2 separate regions of the Homo sapiens genome follow, and region 2 is linked to region 1. The links are chromatin contacts, found by Hi-C or POLR2A ChIA-PET in ENCODE. All regions are on one chromosome and are shown on one strand. The core of a region is the stretch at or near the end of the contact, and the rest is flanking DNA. Distances in the headings are between cores, read along the strand shown.

What was found. Hi-C counts contacts between places; a loop is a spot of excess contacts on that map. ChIA-PET counts read pairs that join two places held with the same protein, here RNA polymerase II (POLR2A).
Region 2: a loop to region 1 is called in a map of ovary, with 8 times the contacts of the local background. The contact joins the promoter of LINC00229 here to the promoter of TNFRSF13C in region 1. A Hi-C loop is called at or near these places in 1 of 168 maps with a recorded cell type or tissue (ovary). POLR2A ChIA-PET finds 5 or more read pairs at or near these places in 2 of 52 experiments (activated CD8-positive, alpha-beta memory T cell and activated T-cell).

Annotation. Positions count from the first base shown.
Region 1 is chr22:41,924,459-41,928,248 of GRCh38, forward strand. TNFRSF13C (TNF receptor superfamily member 13C) reads right to left here and starts at 2,348. Exons shown (of 3, transcript NM_052945.4): 1 at 2,180-2,348; 2 at 1,643-1,873; 3 at 1-1,096. The coding sequence starts at 2,315. The coding sequence ends at 909. It also overlaps a transcript of CENPM not described here. RefSeq lists enhancers at 575-1,076, 1,077-1,576 and a silencer at 1,669-2,408.
Region 2 is chr22:44,622,830-44,627,024 of GRCh38, forward strand. LINC00229 (long intergenic non-protein coding RNA 229) reads right to left here and starts at 2,590. Exons shown (of 5, transcript NR_044991.1): 1 at 2,488-2,590. LOC105373060 (a long non-coding RNA gene) reads left to right here and starts at 1,249. Exons shown (of 2, transcript XR_938301.1): 1 at 1,249-1,327; 2 at 1,724-1,963. RefSeq lists an enhancer at 1,468-1,967.

The DNA of each region.
Region 1 (3,790 bases), core at 1,098-3,597:
GCCTAGGCGACAGAGCGAGACTCTGTCTCAAAAAAAAAAAAAAAAAAAAAATTAGCTGGGCAAGGTGGAGCACCTGTAGTCCCACCTACTCAGGAGGCTGAAGCAGAAAGATTGCTTGAGCCCAGGCTGCAATTAGCTGGGGACCCATCGTTGCACTCCAGCCTGCGTGATACAGCAAGACCCTGTCTCAAAAAAAACCAAAACACAAAACAAGGCCGGGCATGGTGGCTCATGCCTGTAATCCCAGCACTTTGGGAGGCCGAGCAGGGCGGATCACGAGGTCAGGAGATCGAGACCATCCTGGCCAACATGGTGAAATCCCGTCTCTACTAAAAATACAAAAATTAGCTGGCTGTGGTGGTGCGTGCCTGTAATCCCAGCTATTCGGGAGGCTGAGGCAGGAGAATCACTTGAACCAAGGAGTCGGAGGTTACAGTGAGGCGAGATCGCGCCACTGTACTCCAGCCTGGCGACAGAGCAAGACTCGTCTCAAAAAAAAAAAAAAAAAAAAAAAAAAAAAATCAAACAAACACAAAAAACCACCCAACTACAAATTAGGCATCCTCCCACTTGGTCTTTTTTCAGATTCATTTTGGCTTAATGGTGCCTTCCCCATTTTAAAAGCGGTCTTTTACTCATAGTGCCCCAGCCTTTTGAAGGCACAGGAACAGGAGCTGGGCTACCACCTTCAAGGGCTGTCAAAGATGGTGAGGTCTGAAGCCAAAGGCAAGCACACCAAACTCCATGGGGGCTGAATGCTGTGGTCTGTAGTGTCTGTGCTTCTGCAGAGTTAGCCTGGTCCCAGAAAGAGGGCATGTGCATGCTGGAGTGAAGAGCTGAATTTGATTTCCAAGCCCCTGGCTGGGGGTCCAGAGGGAGGGCAGGGGCCACCTCCTGCCGGCTCCCTGCTATTGTTGCTCAGGGCCGGCCGTCTTGGTGGTCACCAGTTCAGTGGAGCCCAGCTCTGTGGCTGGCACAGGGACACTGTGGCCAGGTGGGGTGGTTCCTGGGTCTTCCCCAGGAGGAGGCCAGGCAGGAGCTGTGGCATCAGAGATTCCCGGAGACAGAATGATGACCTTGTCCAGGGGCTCTGGGGCTGCAGGCAGAGGGGGTAGAGGCTCCGTACTCAGTCACAGCCTTCCCTCCCTCCCCTAGAAGACTCCTCTGGAGGGGCAGTCCTCCGTCAAATGAAGCCCAATGCAGGGTGGGGAGGGGTGGCACCTGGCTGACCCTGAGTCCAGAGGCCTGGCCAGTGGGGAGCTGGCAGGGCAGGGAGTTGGGGAGCTGGGGCTCAGTCTGGCAAACTCTTCAGGGATTTATGGGGGAACCAAGCTCCGTTAGACTCCCAAAGGGCAGGACAGACTCCTCCCTCAGACGGGGCCCCCTTCCTGCAACCTGTCTCTTCCTCACACTGGGGTCTGTCAGGGCAGAGCTGTTCCTGGCTCCGACCAGGGTCTCAGGGGCAGGACTATGTCTCCCTCCCCAGCCTGAGCTCCTCAGCGCAAACTCTTTTCCACTCTGTCTCCGTTTCCCCTTAAAGCCCTTCTCTCCCCCTCAGGGGCCATGCATCTCCCCCTAGACCGTCCCGACACCCCAGCCCCTGCGCCCCGCTCAGACTGGTTCCCCTACACACGGAACTCACCGTCCTTGTCTCCGTCGGGGGCCTCTGCGGAGGACGCGCCGCGAAGCCGCCGCTGTCGCCGCCTCCAGCTCACCAGACCCACCAGGACCAGCGCCAGGACCAGTGCCAGGCCCAGCAGCGCGGGGGCGCCAAAGAGCAGCCCGGGCAGGGGCAGCGCCGCCTCGCCGGCCCCCGCGCCCACCGACTCCTGCGGCTGCAGCGCCGTCCTGGGCGCAGGGCTGCTGGCCCCGGCTGCTTCGGGAGGGGACAGGGAGGGAGGCCAGGGGGCCGAGGGGAGGGAGGAGCGGGGACGGGGAGGGGCGGAGGGGGGCGAGGCTGGCCGGGGAGGGGAGGGACAGCCGGGGGGCGGTGGACAAGGGGAGGGAGAGAGGCGGCGGTGAGGGCCACGCGGTGATCGCGGGCCCCTCCAGGCCCTGCCCACAGGGTCCTTTCAGCCCTCGGCGCCCCCGGGGGTCGGGGCTCTGCCTGCGCCCTGGCGATCGGGGCCCCGTTCTCCCCGCAGCTGCCGGCGCCGCGCGCCCCGTGGGTCCCCCTTACCCGGTTTCGGCCGCGGCGTGCGCAGGAGCCCGCAGGCCACGCAGTGGCGGACCAGCAGGTCGAAGCACTCGGCCGGGACGCAGGGCGTGGGGGCTGGCGCGTCCCTGCCCCGCAGGCTCCGGGGCCCTCGCCTCATGGTGCCGACGCCGCCGCACAAGCTGCGGGGACTGAGGCTGAGCTGGGCTCCGGGGCCCTCGGGGAGGAAGCGGGGGGCGGGGGGAGCACTCTGCCCTGCCCCGCCCCCGCCTGCTGGGTGGGACCGAGCTCGCCTGGGGCCCCCCTTTCTTTTCTTTTTTTTTTTTTGAGACGGAGTCTCGCTCTGTCGCCCAGGCTGGAGTGCAATGGCGCTATCTCGGCTCACTGCAAGCTCTGCCTCCCGGGTTCAAACAATTCTCTGCCTCAGCCTCCCGAGTAGCTGAGATTGTAGGCGCCCACTGCCACGCCCGGCTAATTTTTGTATTTTTAGTAGAGACGGGGTTTCACCATCTTGGTCAGACTGGTTTTGAACTCCTGACCTCGTGATCCACCTGCCTCGGCCTCCCAAAGTGCTAGGATTACAGGCGTGAGCCACCGCACCCGGCCTGGCCTCTCTTTCTACCTGTGGTTCCCCAATTCAGCCCCTCAACCAGCACCGCCTGGGTGGGCCCTCTGCTGGGTGCTGGGAGGTGTCTGGGGGCAGACCAGAGCCTCCTCTTGGGTAGGGAGGGGGATGGACCCCGCAGCCAGGACACAGACCCTGAGTGGTTCCTCTGCTCCGTCTAGCCAAAGCCTCTCCATGACCCCGAGTGCTCCCCTGCCATCTCCCCCAACCCACCTGTCTCCTCCTCTCTTCCTGCCCTTCCTGGACAGAGCTGGTTGGGGATATCAGACACCTGCTTTTTTTTTTTTTTTTTTTGAAAAAGAGTCTGGCTCTGTGCAGTGGTGCAATCTCGGCTCACTGCAACCTCTGCCTCCCAGATTCAAGCGATTCTCCTGCCTCAGCCTCCCGAGTAACTGGGATTACAGGCATGCACCACCATGCCCGGCTAATTTTTGTATTTTTAGTAGAGGTGGGGTTTCACCATTTGGCCAGGCTGGTCTCGAACTCCTGACCTCAGGTGATCCGCCCTCCTCGGCCTCCCAAAGTGCTGGGATTATAGGTGTGAAGCCACAGTGCCCAGCCTGACATCAGACACTTGTACCAGGCCCAAGTAGCATGTGGGTCTGCCCTGAGGGAATCTCACACTTGTGCTGATGGGGGAAGACAGCCTCGCAGCAAGGGCACCAGCTCACGTCATCCTGGAAGGTGGGCCGGAAGGCTTCATGGAGAGGGCGATGGTGAAGTGTTTGCCAGATGGACTGAGGTCTAGGGAGCAGATGGGGGTGAAGGCCAAAGGGGAGCAAAGGCTTGGAGGCCCAAACAGGAAGTCCAGGGAGTGCTGGGACCGAAAGGCTGGACTGGGGCCTTATCTAGCACATTAGGGAGCTTGGACTGTGGCTGGGGGACACGAGGGAGCCACTGGGGCTTTGTGCAGGGAGGACCCAGGAAGATCTGCCTATGAGTGAGGGAACTGTGACTGCAGTGGAGGGAAGCCCGCCCACACCTGCTCCTTTTCTCCAGGGCTATGTGTC
Region 2 (4,195 bases), core at 1,340-3,839, 2.7 Mb after region 1:
CCAGGTGGGCACTGGGCTCCTGAGATCTGAGACTCCATGCCTGGCCTCGGGAAAGTGGGGGCTCGAAGGCATCTGGACCAGGAGACCTTTGGCCGGCACATCCATGACCCCAACTTTAGGCCGGAGGGCCCCACTTCATGAGAAAGGGGCAGCTTCCACAGGGTGGGGTTCCAAGGAAAGAGGGAGCCTGCTCAGCCAGGGAATCAGGGCAGGCTTCCGGGAGGAGGTCTTTTCTTGGCTGAGATTAGAAAAATGAGAAAGAGGCCGGGCACGGTGGCTCACGCCTGTAATCCCAGCACTTCGGGAGGCCGAGGTGGGCAGATCACCTGAGGTCAGGAGTTCGAGACCAGCCTGGCGAACATGGTGAAACCCCATCTCTACTAAAAATACAAAAATTAGCCAGGCATGGTGGCGGGTGCCTGTAATCCCAGCTACTTGGGAAACTGAGGCGGGAGAATCACTGGAACCCAGGAGGCAGCATTTGCAGTGAGCCGAGATTGTACGGCTGCACTCCAGCCTAGGCGACAGAGTGACACACCATATATATATATAGAGAGAGAGAGAGAGAAGAAAAAAGAAAGAAAGAAAGAAAGAAAGAAAGAAAGAAAGAAAGAAAGAAAGAAAGAAAGAAAGAAAGAAAGAGAAAGAAAGGAAGGAAGATTAGGAAATAGAAATAAATTTGGGGGACAAGAAGGAAACACAAAGAAGAAAAATGGGGTGTGCAGGGGCATGGAGGTGGGACTGTGCTGTCATCAATCGAGTCTTACCCGGCGGGGGCATCAGGGTACCCTGACCCATCCCTCACAGAGAAGGCTGGAAGGAGGGGGTCGGGGGACTGGGCAGCAGGAAAGTGGGAACGGCACGTGCAAAGCCCAGAGGCAAGAAGGAGGTCTTTTCAAGAAACTGCAGAGGGTTCCAAATGTAGGGGTGCTGGGTGTAAGGTGGCAGCCGACGGCAGCCACGCCACCAGGGCCCAGGCTGAAGAGCATCGCGGGGCTGAGTGACGGCGGCTCTGGAGCCCGAGCGCCACCCCTTGGCCGTCTTCACGGTGCAAAGACAGAGAGTGAGCGGTGGGGGAGAAGCTCCTGGGACAGAGGGCCCCCGCCTGCCCTCTCTGTGTGCTGGGGGGAGGGATGGGTGCTCTCCCACCACCTGCTGGGCCATCTGGGGGGGTCCCAGGCTATGGGATGGAGCACAGGGCGCTAGACCCCTGGGGCCCTGGGTGAGCCCCCAGTCTGAGATCACAATGGAGTGGTCTGGGCTGGAGAGAGGGAGCCCAGAGGAGTCCCAAGCATGCCTGGTGGTCTGCGACGGTGTCCAGGAGGAGGTGAGGTTTGGGCGGAGCTTTGGTGACAACCAGGGTGTAGCAAGGGGAGGGTGATATTCAGGATATTCAGTCCCTTCGGGGTTCCCCGGGCAGGCCTCTGCTGCCAGCTCAGCACCAGGCCCAGGCTGGTGGAGGCCACCAGAGACCACTCAGTAGACCCTCCAGAGTGGGGGTGGGGAGCCCCTCCGGATGCTGATAGTGGATGACAAACAGACGGAGAAGGGGGGCCCCCAGGACAGAGGGGCACAGGGCCGGGAGACGGGTTGCAGGGTCTGAGCCGGTTCTGCCCTGCCTGCCTGGGGACTGCCCACATCCTAATCCCCTGAACCTGTGAGAATGACCTTATTTGGAGACAGGATCTAATTGCATCCTGGATTTTTTCTGGTGGGCCCTAAGTCCCATGACAGTGTCCTTGTAAGAGACAGAAGAGGAGAAGACACAGAGGGAGGCCACGTGAGGATGGAGGAAGAATGAGAGGGACAGGACCACAAGCTAAGGAACCGGGGCCCCCAGGAGCTGGGAGAGGCAGGAAAGATCCCCCTGAGCCCTCAGAGGAGCCTGGCTCTGCCGACACCCTGATTTCGGACCTCTGGCCTCCAGAACTGCGATCGAATAAATGTCTGTTGTTTTAAGTCCCCCAGGCTGTGGTCATCTGTGAGTCCGCAGAACTGACTTGGGGACCTTGGGTGGCAGCAGCTCCCCTGCACACGGTCCCACGGGTCCAGCGCTGCCCACACTCTGTCCCTCCCAAAGGCAGCCCGGGTGATGAGGGCCGACAGGGTGCTGTGGCCAAGGCCGTGTCAGCGTGCAACATGGAGGGCCCGAGGCTGCTCTTGAACAACACCCACTGCCTGACCCCAAAGGCACCGTCATAAGGCAGGGGCCCGGCAGCAGCACCAGTGTACCCTGAGCTGCTGCCCAAGGGCCTGGCCTGGGCACACACAGAGGGGCCAGCTGGGCTCGTGGCCTCTCAGGGCCATTTCAGGCCGGCCCCCATGCTGGCAAACCACGGGGAAGGCCCAGAGAGGGTGGGGCCCTGTGGGATTTAGGGGGGATCAGAGGGCACACACTCTTCCAAGAGCCAGAAAGAACCCTGGACCCTGCGGGAACCGCACCCTCAGCCCCTCCCGGGCTGCAGTAGGTCTGGGGGCTGGGAGCACCTGGGCGGGGGGACGGCGTCGCCTGCCAGCCACAGGGTCTCCAGACGGCTCAGATGGGGAGCCAGCCCCAGTGTCGCTTGGAAGGAGGCAGTTCTAGGTGGTCCAGGTTCCCAGTGTCATGGAAACAACAGTGGCTGTTTGTTAAAGTGACAGCGTCATTGTTTTCATCATCATCATTACTTGCTGGACGCTGAGCGCCGGGAGCCTCACTCACCCATCCCAGGGGGTCCTCTCCACACCCCATCAGGAGGCGGATGGGCAGGGACACACCGCTGGTGGGTGGGGACTGGCCTGGGACTCTGAGGGCCAACCCCCAGCTCCTATGGCAGTGACAGTGGCTCACGAGCAGAAGGCCAGGGAGATGAAAGGGATGGGGGTTCCCAGGGAGGCCCCTTCCCCTCCCTGAGCCTCAGTTTCCTCCTCTGTAAAATGGGGATGAGGCTGGCCCATCCCAGGGCAGGCAGGGCTGCTGGGAGCTGACCAGGCAGAGGGTAAGACTTTGTGGACAGCATTTCTCCAGACATTTGGGAAGGGGAGTGCAGGGAACTAGCAGGTCCCATGACCAGAGGACCCCGCGCTGGGTTGAGTGCTCTGCCATCCTGTCTTGAGATTCTTAGTCATTGGTGAAGGAGAGCCCCCATTCTGGTTCACCTTGGCTGGGCCAGCTCATTATTTGGCTGGTCCTGGATGTGGGCAGCCCCAGGATGCAGCCCTCCTCCTCAGGCTGCCCCCACACACCCCCGGCCGGGGCAGGCTGGCCGCCTCCCCGCTGGGCCTTCCTCCCGGGAAACTTCCCTGACTGCCATCCCCCCTCACCTGGGGGCCTCCCTCCCACAGCCTGGGCAGGGGTCAGACACAGCAGGAAGGGTTTGCTGATGGGCTACATGGTGATCCTTGGGGAACACTGAGGGGCGCAGGTGTGGCTTCCCCAGCCCAGCCCTAGGAGGGCCCACAGCTGGAATTTTCATCGTCCAGAACCGTCCTGGACGGCGCCCACGAAGGGGGCCAGGTGTGAGGCAACCCCAGGAAGGACGGTGGCTCTCCAGTCTCCGCCTGCAGGCGGCCTGATGGGATCTGTGGGGCACTGCTGCCACCTAGTGGTTGATGAAGAGAAGGCAGCACACACCCACCTGGGAAGAATAATGTTAATTAAGTTAGAGAGTGAGTTAGAGAGTTGTTAGTTAGAGAGAGTTAGAGAGTTAGAGAGTTAGGGTTAGGGTTAGGATTAGGGTTAGGGTTAGGGTTATGGTTAGGGTTACCTTTACGGTTAGGGTGAGACGGGGACATCCAGTCAGGATAAGCATGGGGGACCAATGCAGAAGATACAAGTTTCCTGGATGCTTCAGACAACCCAACTTTCTTCCCTTCCCCACCACTGTTCTCCAGTTAACTACTTATCAGCTTACCCTGTGCACAAGGTAATGAAGACGGTCATACAGCCAGTGAGTTGCAGGGATCGCAGGAACCCCACGACCACCAGGTGGACATTCAAAAGGCAAATCGCATCCCTGAGGACCCCACACTAAAAGCCAAGCTCGAGCCAGCTCTTCCCTCCTCAGGTGAAAGCTGTGAAAGCTTGAGGCTCTGTTGCAGGCTGCAGGGAGGAAGGGGCACCACCCTCTCCCTCCTGCCCTTCCTTCCTTGTGGGTGGTCCTATTCTTCTGTCCTGGTTTTGCAAACGCAGCTTCCAATCCCCTTTCCCACGGGG